Regions from separate parts of the Homo sapiens genome. Here regions 1 and 3 are each linked to region 2. A link is a contact called in ENCODE Hi-C or POLR2A ChIA-PET data. All regions are on one chromosome and are shown on one strand. The core of a region is the stretch at or near the end of the contact, and the rest is flanking DNA. Distances in the headings are between cores, read along the strand shown. Region 1 holds the start of MST1R (macrophage stimulating 1 receptor). Region 2 holds the start of SEMA3F (semaphorin 3F). Region 3 holds the start of TMEM115 (transmembrane protein 115).

Region 1 (2,770 bases), core at 182-2,681, 250 kb after region 2:
ACCATGTTGGCCAGATCTGTCTGTTCACCATGTTGGTCTTGAACTCCTGACCTCAAGCGATCCACCCGCCTCGGCCTCCCAAAGTGCTGGGATTACAGGCGTGAGCCACCACGCCCGGTCACATATTTTATTTTAAAAACATTTTTAGCAGTTTTTTTGTTTTGTTGAGTTTTGTTATGTTGCCCAGGCTGGTCTTGAACTCCTAACCTCAAGCAATCCTCCTGCCTTGGCCCCTCAAAGGAGTGCTAGGATTACAGGCATGAGCCACGGTGCCCAGCCCAGAACTACATTCTCATTGAAGAGAATAAGATCCAGCAAGGCCTACAGAGCATGTTGGAAGTGTCCTGAGAGCCAAAGCCCATGATTCCTCCATATCAGGGGGGCACTGGGTAGAGCCAGGAAGGAAGGGGGAGTCCCCAAGGCCCATACTGTGGACCCCATTATACAGCTTCCATATACTGAGGCTGCAGAGGAGGTATGGGCCTCCACTTACGTGCCTCTCTGACTCTGAGGTCCAGTCAGCAAGGCCAGATCCCATCCTAAGACCCTTATGGCCCTGGGAGAGCAGGGCATAACACACCTTCCTCTGACACCATCTTGTCGCTGATAGCTCAGGAGAAGCACATGGAAGAATGGTCCCGGCCGGGCGCGGTGGCTTACGCCTGTAATCCCAACAGTTTGGGAGGCTGAGGCGGGCGGATCACCTGAGGTCAGGAGTTTGAGACCAGCCTGGCCAACACTGTGAATCCTGTCTCTACTAAAAATACAAAATTAGCCGGGTGTGGTGGTGCGCGCCTGTAATCCCAGCTATTCAGGAGGTTGAGACAGGAGGAGGTTGAGGCTGGAGAATCGCTTGAACCTGGGAGGCGGAGTTTGCAGTGAGCCGAGATCGCGCCACTGCAATCCAGCTTGGGCCACAGAGCAAGACTCCTTCTCAAAAAAAAAAAAGGACAGTCCTTTCCCACAAAGGGTGGCGCCCCATAACATCTCTTGTAAGTGCCCCACATCTCCCCTCTGGTCTTCCACACAATCCTGGTCTCTGTTCTCCACATGGTGGGCCCCCAGGCCACCTCTGGGCACCAGCCACTGAGGGTGTTGCTACTAAGTGCAAACTAGTTCCACCGCAAGCAAAGAGCCCAGTGTCCTGCCCCCCTTCTCGCTGCGAACCAGTCGGTAGTGGGGGGATGGGATGGGACGGCTCAGACTGGCTCACCTCTCTCCAGGCCACACCATGCACATCCACCCACAGGCCGCTGAGAAAAAGGCGCCAAGACGCCAGGTGAAGGTACAGGAGCCAGGCCTCCAAGGGCCGGAAGAGTCGGATGGGCGGAGGGCCTGGGCTAGGCCAAGCCTTCCTCGCGGCCCCGCCCCCACGGCCCGACTCCGCCCGCCCAGCCCGGCGCCCTCGGGTCGGCTGAGCGCTAAGCGCCAGTGTACAGCGGCGGCTGGGGCGGCAGGTGAGGCGGCTGGGGCGTTGCTGTCGTGCGTCCGCAGGCGTCAGGTGCTCAGACCCGAGGGCCGGGAAGGGATTTGGGTTTCACAGGAACCTGGGGCGGGGGTCCGCTATCTTGGGGCTGTCGGGACCGCTGCTTAAATTTGGCCCAGTCCAGACCTCGAGTCGGGCCCCCAGCCAGGCCCACGCCCAGGTCCAGGCCCAGGCCGGTAGGGATCCTCTAGGGTCCCAGCTCGCCTCGATGGAGCTCCTCCCGCCGCTGCCTCAGTCCTTCCTGTTGCTGCTGCTGTTGCCTGCCAAGCCCGCGGCGGGCGAGGACTGGCAGTGCCCGCGCACCCCCTACGCGGCCTCTCGCGACTTTGACGTGAAGTACGTGGTGCCCAGCTTCTCCGCCGGAGGCCTGGTACAGGCCATGGTGACCTACGAGGGCGACAGAAATGAGAGTGCTGTGTTTGTAGCCATACGCAATCGCCTGCATGTGCTTGGGCCTGACCTGAAGTCTGTCCAGAGCCTGGCCACGGGCCCTGCTGGAGACCCTGGCTGCCAGACGTGTGCAGCCTGTGGCCCAGGACCCCACGGCCCTCCCGGTGACACAGACACAAAGGTGCTGGTGCTGGATCCCGCGCTGCCTGCGCTGGTCAGTTGTGGCTCCAGCCTGCAGGGCCGCTGCTTCCTGCATGACCTAGAGCCCCAAGGGACAGCCGTGCATCTGGCAGCGCCAGCCTGCCTCTTCTCAGCCCACCATAACCGGCCCGATGACTGCCCCGACTGTGTGGCCAGCCCATTGGGCACCCGTGTAACTGTGGTTGAGCAAGGCCAGGCCTCCTATTTCTACGTGGCATCCTCACTGGACGCAGCCGTGGCTGCCAGCTTCAGCCCACGCTCAGTGTCTATCAGGCGTCTCAAGGCTGACGCCTCGGGATTCGCACCGGGCTTTGTGGCGTTGTCAGTGCTGCCCAAGCATCTTGTCTCCTACAGTATTGAATACGTGCACAGCTTCCACACGGGAGCCTTCGTATACTTCCTGACTGTACAGCCGGCCAGCGTGACAGATGATCCTAGTGCCCTGCACACACGCCTGGCACGGCTTAGCGCCACTGAGCCAGAGTTGGGTGACTATCGGGAGCTGGTCCTCGACTGCAGATTTGCTCCAAAACGCAGGCGCCGGGGGGCCCCAGAAGGCGGACAGCCCTACCCTGTGCTGCGGGTGGCCCACTCCGCTCCAGTGGGTGCCCAACTTGCCACTGAGCTGAGCATCGCCGAGGGCCAGGAAGTACTATTTGGGGTCTTTGTGACTGGCAAGGATGGTGGTCCTGG
Region 2 (2,866 bases), core at 67-2,566:
GCCTGGGAAGAGGCCTCAGCTCCATCCAACTCCCTGGGCTGAGATGGGGCTCCCAACCCCTGGGTGCAGTTTTCCCTTCTCTGCAACTAGGATAACTACTGGGAGACTATCTGGGTGAATTCAGGAGGACAGAGGTCCCCAACCTGGCCCAGCTTCAGGGTGGACATACTGGTGTCTTTGGTTGGCGTCTCCCTTACCTCTCCCAAGCAGTAATGTTCTGGTGGCAAAACACAGCTATCTCAAAAATTAGGAGTTATTTATCCAGTGGGGCCCCCAGCCCCAGCTCCAGCCAACTCCCGCCAGCACTGCCTCATTCCTAGGCCAACTTTGATACCCTCCTGTCCCATCTGCTGGGGGCAACCCCGCCAAGCCCCCGCTGTCCCCTGCCCACTTCACCACTGGGACCCCTGGTTCAAACTAGGGATTGACCGCAGGCTCTCCAAGCTCACCTACACACTACATACAGCCGTGCCCCTAATCCAGGCAGGACTCTGCTGTAAAAGCAAACCCAAGGTGGCAGCTGGGGGTCAAGGGGCTGGCACAATGCTGGGAGAAATGCCTCAGGACTGGAGGTCCTCCCACTCTGCTGATGTGGGAGACCCCCCACGTGGGGACTGCCAGTATACCGCTTCCCTTCGGGCTGGCCAGTCCTCAAGTAGAGACACTGAGGTAGGGCAAGCGCATCTACGGGGAAGAGCGCTGCCTCGGGCGTTAATGGGAGAGAGAGCTGAGGCAGAAGGGGGATCGGAACTCCCGCTCCAGAAGCGTGAAGGTGGGGGTGTATGAGAGCACCCACCCAGAACCTTGCAGGAAAAAGTTGCTTTGCACATGGGTGACCCCGCAGGCCACATCATCCACACATCCATACGCCGCCCCGTAGGTAAGGGGTCCGGGCCTCCAGGACAGGTAAGAATCCCACCCCAGCCTTGTTGCCCCTATGTCCGCGGGCAGCCCCCCGGCTCGACGAGACCCGCTCCCCGGACACTTCTGCGGAGTTGCAGTGCCGCGGGTCCCAGAGGGGTCGCGGGGTGGCCCGGCCGCCTGCCCGCTCCCTCCCGGTTCCCGCTGCACTCACCTCTTCCGCAGCGGCGGGGCCTGGGCGCCCGGGCGGCGGCGGCGGCACGGAGCGGCTCCCGTTGGGCCGGTCCGCGCTAGCGGCCCCCCGGGGCCATGGCCCTGCCCGCGACCTCTCGCCGCTGCGCCTCAGCCGGGATCGGCGCCGCGGCCGCGGCTTAACCGGTTCCGCGGGCTTCGGGCGCGTCAGCAGCCGAGGGCCCGGGCCCCAGCCCGGGCCATGGGAAGGCTCAGGGGCGCTCGGGGCCGCCTCCCCTGGGGTGGGCTGCGGGCGCCCCCTGGCCGGCGCGCCGAGGGCGCATTCCCCAGCGCGGGGCGCGGGCGGTGGCGCGCACTCGGCTTCGAAGCGCTGCGCTCTCCTGGCTGCTGGACCCGGGCCGGGCGGCCGCGCTGGGCTGCACGGTTCCTCGCGGCGTACCCAGGTCCTGCGCTGCGCTCGGGGCTCTCCGGACCGCCGCGGTTCGTTCGCTCGCTCTGGTCTCGCGGCCGCCGGCGGGACGGGGCGCTCAGAGCCGCGCGGGGAGCGCCGGCAATTGGCCGCCCGTGGGCGACATTTGCATAGCGCAGCCCCGCCCCGCCCGGCCCGCCCAGCCCCACCCCCGGGGCGGGACCCGCCCAGCCACCGCCCCGCCCCCGCTCCACCTGTCCGTGGGCCGGGCTCAGGGTTCCCAGGCGGTGGGCACCCCGCGCCGGGGGAGACTAGTCTGCACCCCTCGCCCCCGCCCCCGCTTCGCGGGCGGCGCCCCCGCCCCGCCCTGGCTTTGTCTCTCTGTGAATACACCGCACACATCGCGCCTGGTGTTTACCCGGGCATTCAACTCCCTGGCGAGAAGGGCTGCAGCGCCAGGGAGCAACGAGCCTGCGCTCACCTGAGCACCCCCTTCCGCGTCCCTCATTCCCACTCGCCGCCGGCCGTGCCCCTGGTCCCGTGCGTGGGCCCCGCGGCGCAGGACCCCTGACTGCCCGGGCTGCTCAGCAGGTGGCGGTGCAGCCCCTGGGACGGCTGGCACCGCCGGACCTTCCCGCGGGCTCAGCCTCCAGCCTAGGCCAGGTCGGGGGCAGCCCAGCCACACAGCTCTCTCCAGCCATTCAACGACTCCCCGTGATCGCCTCAATCGCCAGCCCTTATTTCAGGCCAGCAGCTCCCACAGACTCTCCTTATAGTTCCATACCTTAGAGAGGCCAGATCAGCTAGCACCTTCTCTCCTCAAGGGGACATTTGCTTTCAAATGGCCTGGTGATGAGCCAATGGCTCAGCAACTGAGAAGGGCCTACCGTGACCCCAGGAAGGGACCCTCTGCCCAACCCAACTTTCCAAGGTCATGGCCTCACCACCAGGACCACTTCTCAGCCCTGCCCCGGGCACCCTGCGGAGGCTCCCAGGGGCGTTGGCCCTTTGTCCTCTCCTTCATCCTCTTCCTGTTCTGTCTTCTGTGCCCTCCTCTTTCTCCTCTTTCCTTTCTCCTCTTCTCCCTCTGCCTCTCCTTCCTTCTCCCCTCTCTTCTCCCTCTTCCTCTCTCCTCTTCTCCCTCTTTTCCATCTCCCTCCTTTTCCTCCTTCTCCTCTCTTCTCCTGGATTTTTCCTTCTCTGCCCTCTCCTCCTCTCCCTTCTCTTCCTCCACCCCATGCATTTCCTTCTCTTCTTCCTCCTCCTTCTTCCTGCTCTTTACCCTCTTCCTCCTTTCTCTTTTTCTTCTCACTCCTCCTCTCCGCCTTCTTCCTCCTCCCACTTCTCTCCCTGGCTAGCAAGACCTCCAGGAAAAGACCTCTCTCCCTCTGACCCATTGACTGG
Region 3 (3,009 bases), core at 302-2,801, 200 kb before region 2:
GGGGCAGGGGGACATGATTATACTCGAAGATTACTCATTGTTTATCTGGAATTCAAATTTGACTGAGCATCCTTATTTTGATTTGCTAAAACTGGCAACCTTACCCAGATGTGGCAACCAGTGGGAACCCAGACCCCAGAAAAAAAGCATCAGCACCCTTTTTAACCTGTAGGCCATGCACACATCAGCACACACTGAAATCAGTGGCTGAAAGGAAGGGATCCTGTGTTTTATAAAAGCACTTTGTCATAGAATTATTTTAATTATATGGACAGCTTTTTGTTTTGTTTTGAGACAAAGTTTCGCTCTTGTTGCCCAGGCTGTAGTGCAATGGCATGATCTTGGCTCACCGCAACCTCCGCCTCCCGGGTTCAAGCGATTCTCCTGCCTCAGCATCCCGAGTAGATGGGATTACAGGCATGTGCCACCACACCTGGCTAATTTTGTATTTTTAGTAGAGATGAGGTTTATCCATGTTGGTCAGGCTGGTCTCAAACTCCCGACCTCAGGTGATCTGCCCGCCTCAGCCTCCCAAAGTGCTGGGATTACAGGCGTGAGCCACCGTGCCCAGCCTATATGTACAGTTTTTTAAAAGTAACTCCATATACAAAAAAAAAAAAAAGACACAGAACACAACCTGTCAGAAGTCACTGTGGCGTGAAGTGGGACCAGAACAGGCCTAGCCCAGGCTTGTGGAGAGACCTGGCTTGTAGAGAGACCTCTCATCCTCCGCAGTTATCAGAAGTCCCTGGTGGGGAGGAGGGTCACTGAGGGCTGCCCAGCCTCGTCCCTATGCGGGAGGGAGCCCTAGGTTCGTGCTCCAGGTCCACCTCACTTGGAAAAAGGGCAACGTGAAATAACAAACAAAAAACTTTTCCAAGTGGGAGAAAACAAACAAAAAAAGGCAACATGTGCAGCACTCGCTGAGCACCCAGGGTGGACTGGCATTTTACACCCCTTTCCCCTTTGATTATTAGGACAGGAAGATCATGTCATCAGCTACATTTTATGGCCCATGAAACTGAGTTTCAAAAAGGTTCAGGAACTTAACCAACCAATGCCACACAGCCTCCGAGGCAGAGCAAGGGTTCCAGCCTGGGTCAGGTCCCATTCACCAGACCACGGAGGTTCTGTTTCTCACACAGTGACACCTACCCACACGCCAGCCAACAAGGACACACTCGCTCAGAGGTACACGCACAAATAGAGCTACTCTTCCTAGGGAATTCAGCAAGTGTGGGGGCTAGAGCTGTGTTGCTTCCCGAACCCTCACCGCCGCTTTCAGGGGTTAGAGATGCTAATTCATCCCTTCCCACCTCCTGAGAACCGACGGAAACGGTCCCTGAGAACTACAACTCCCAGCACACCCCGCGCTCACCACAACGGGACCGGTCCGTGCTCATGGCCTCCTGGGACTTGTAGTTCTAGCCAGAACCCTGTTCAACTCTTCCCCGGCTGCAACCAAGGACTCCGTATCCCAGCATGCAGAGGAGCCGGAAGACAGGCGCTTAGAGGACAGCCCGCTGCCGCCGGGGACGCGCAGGCGCAGCACCCCTGTTTGTCGGCCCCCCGAGAGAAGAGGTACGGTCGAAGCCAGGAGCCAGGCCGAGCGGGAGCTGACCAGGCTTGACTCGGGTACAGAACGAGGCACCAGTCCCCTTGCGAACCGAAGGGCCTCGCAGTGGATGGAGGAGGCCCAGCCCTGAGGTCAACGCCAACCAGGCTAGCCTGGCACGGGGCCTACAGGGTGGGTAGGCGGGCGTGCCGCAGCCGTCCAGGGCCTTCCCTCAGGTCCCGGGCGAGGGGCCTACGCTGCGGCCCGGCAACAAGGCCCGACTCGGCCCCTCGGGACCAGAGCCCCACCCGATCGGAAGCGGATCCTTTACCAGGGCCATAGGCCAGTGACTAGGCCGGGCCTGGGCCTCCCATCGGGGCCGGACTAGGACGAGGCCCCGGGGAGGCCCCTGGCCTACCAGACCCTTTTCTCAGGCCGACAGCCGCCAGGAAGATGCAACGTGCCCTGCCAGGCGCCCGCCAGCACTTGGGGGCCATTCTGGCCAGCGCCAGCGTGGTGGTGAAGGCTCTGTGTGCGGCGGTACTATTCCTCTACCTGCTCTCCTTCGCCGTGGACACAGGCTGCCTGGCGGTCACCCCGGGCTACCTCTTTCCTCCCAACTTCTGGATCTGGACCCTGGCCACCCATGGGCTGATGGAGCAGCATGTGTGGGACGTGGCCATCAGCCTGACAACGGTGGTGGTGGCCGGGCGTTTGCTGGAGCCCCTCTGGGGGGCCTTGGAGCTGCTCATCTTCTTCTCAGTGGTGAATGTGTCTGTAGGGCTGCTGGGGGCCTTCGCCTACCTCCTCACCTACATGGCTTCCTTCAACCTGGTCTACCTGTTCACTGTCCGTATCCACGGCGCCTTGGGCTTCCTAGGTGGCGTCCTGGTGGCACTCAAGCAAACCATGGGGGACTGTGTGGTCCTGCGAGTGCCCCAGGTGCGCGTCAGTGTGATGCCCATGCTGCTGCTGGCGCTGCTGCTCCTGCTGCGGCTCGCCACGCTGCTCCAGAGCCCGGCGCTGGCTTCCTATGGCTTCGGGCTGCTCTCCAGTTGGGTATATCTTCGCTTCTACCAGCGCCATAGCCGGGGCCGAGGGGACATGGCTGACCACTTTGCTTTCGCCACTTTCTTCCCTGAGATCCTGCAGCCTGTGGTGGGTTTGCTGGCGAACTTGGTGCACAGCCTCCTGGTGAAGGTAAAGATATGCCAGAAGACGGTGAAGCGCTACGATGTGGGTGCCCCATCCTCCATCACCATCAGCCTGCCAGGCACAGACCCTCAAGACGCCGAGCGGAGAAGGTACTGTGAAATTTTCCAAAATCTTGTCAAGCTAGGAGCATACTGGTCGAGTCACATGCCATCTGTTGAGGTGTTCGCTGTACATAGGTGGAGACCTACAGTCAGGTATTGGGGCACATCCGGAAAGACAAAATCAGTCTTTGGCCTTAA

What was found. A loop is a pair of places that touch in the nucleus more often than their neighbours do. ChIA-PET counts read pairs that join two places held with the same protein, here RNA polymerase II (POLR2A). Pooled maps may share reads with other maps.
Region 1: a loop to region 2 is called in a pooled map, with 5 times the contacts of the local background. The contact joins the promoter of MST1R here to the promoter of SEMA3F in region 2. A Hi-C loop is called at or near these places in 3 of 50 pooled maps. POLR2A ChIA-PET finds 5 or more read pairs at or near these places in 2 of 52 experiments (RWPE1 and WTC11).
Region 3: a pooled map shows a loop between it and region 2 (2.8-fold over the local background). The contact joins the promoter of TMEM115 here to the promoter of SEMA3F in region 2. A Hi-C loop is called at or near these places in 6 of 50 pooled maps. POLR2A ChIA-PET finds 5 or more read pairs at or near these places in 4 of 52 experiments (AG04449, CD8-positive, alpha-beta memory T cell, HCT116 and 1 more).

The regions. Positions count from the first base shown.
Region 1 is chr3:49,902,534-49,905,303 of GRCh38, reverse strand. MST1R (macrophage stimulating 1 receptor) reads left to right here and starts at 1,431. Exons shown (of 20, transcript NM_002447.4): 1 at 1,431-2,770. The coding sequence starts at 1,695. RefSeq lists enhancers at 386-1,058, 1,047-1,096, 1,733-2,406, 2,407-2,770 and a silencer at 1,287-1,506.
Region 2 is chr3:50,153,774-50,156,639 of GRCh38, reverse strand. SEMA3F (semaphorin 3F) reads right to left here and starts at 1,316. Exons shown (of 19, transcript NM_004186.5): 1 at 1,076-1,316. LOC124909484 (basic proline-rich protein-like) reads right to left here and starts at 1,970. Exons shown (of 2, transcript XM_047449434.1): 1 at 1,944-1,970; 2 at 851-1,579. The coding sequence starts at 1,970. The coding sequence ends at 851. SEMA3F-AS1 (SEMA3F antisense RNA 1) reads left to right here and starts at 555. Exons shown (of 4, transcript NR_135301.1): 1 at 555-906. RefSeq lists silencers at 1,332-1,801, 1,832-1,971, 1,982-2,041.
Region 3 is chr3:50,358,063-50,361,071 of GRCh38, reverse strand. It overlaps TMEM115 (transmembrane protein 115), which reads left to right and starts at 1,551. Exons shown (of 2, transcript NM_007024.5): 1 at 1,551-2,859. The coding sequence starts at 2,009. LOC127898564 (CYB561D2-LOC101928965) reads right to left here. Exons shown (of 5, transcript NR_183066.1): 3 at 2,396-2,954. RefSeq lists enhancers at 1,332-1,631, 1,358-2,248.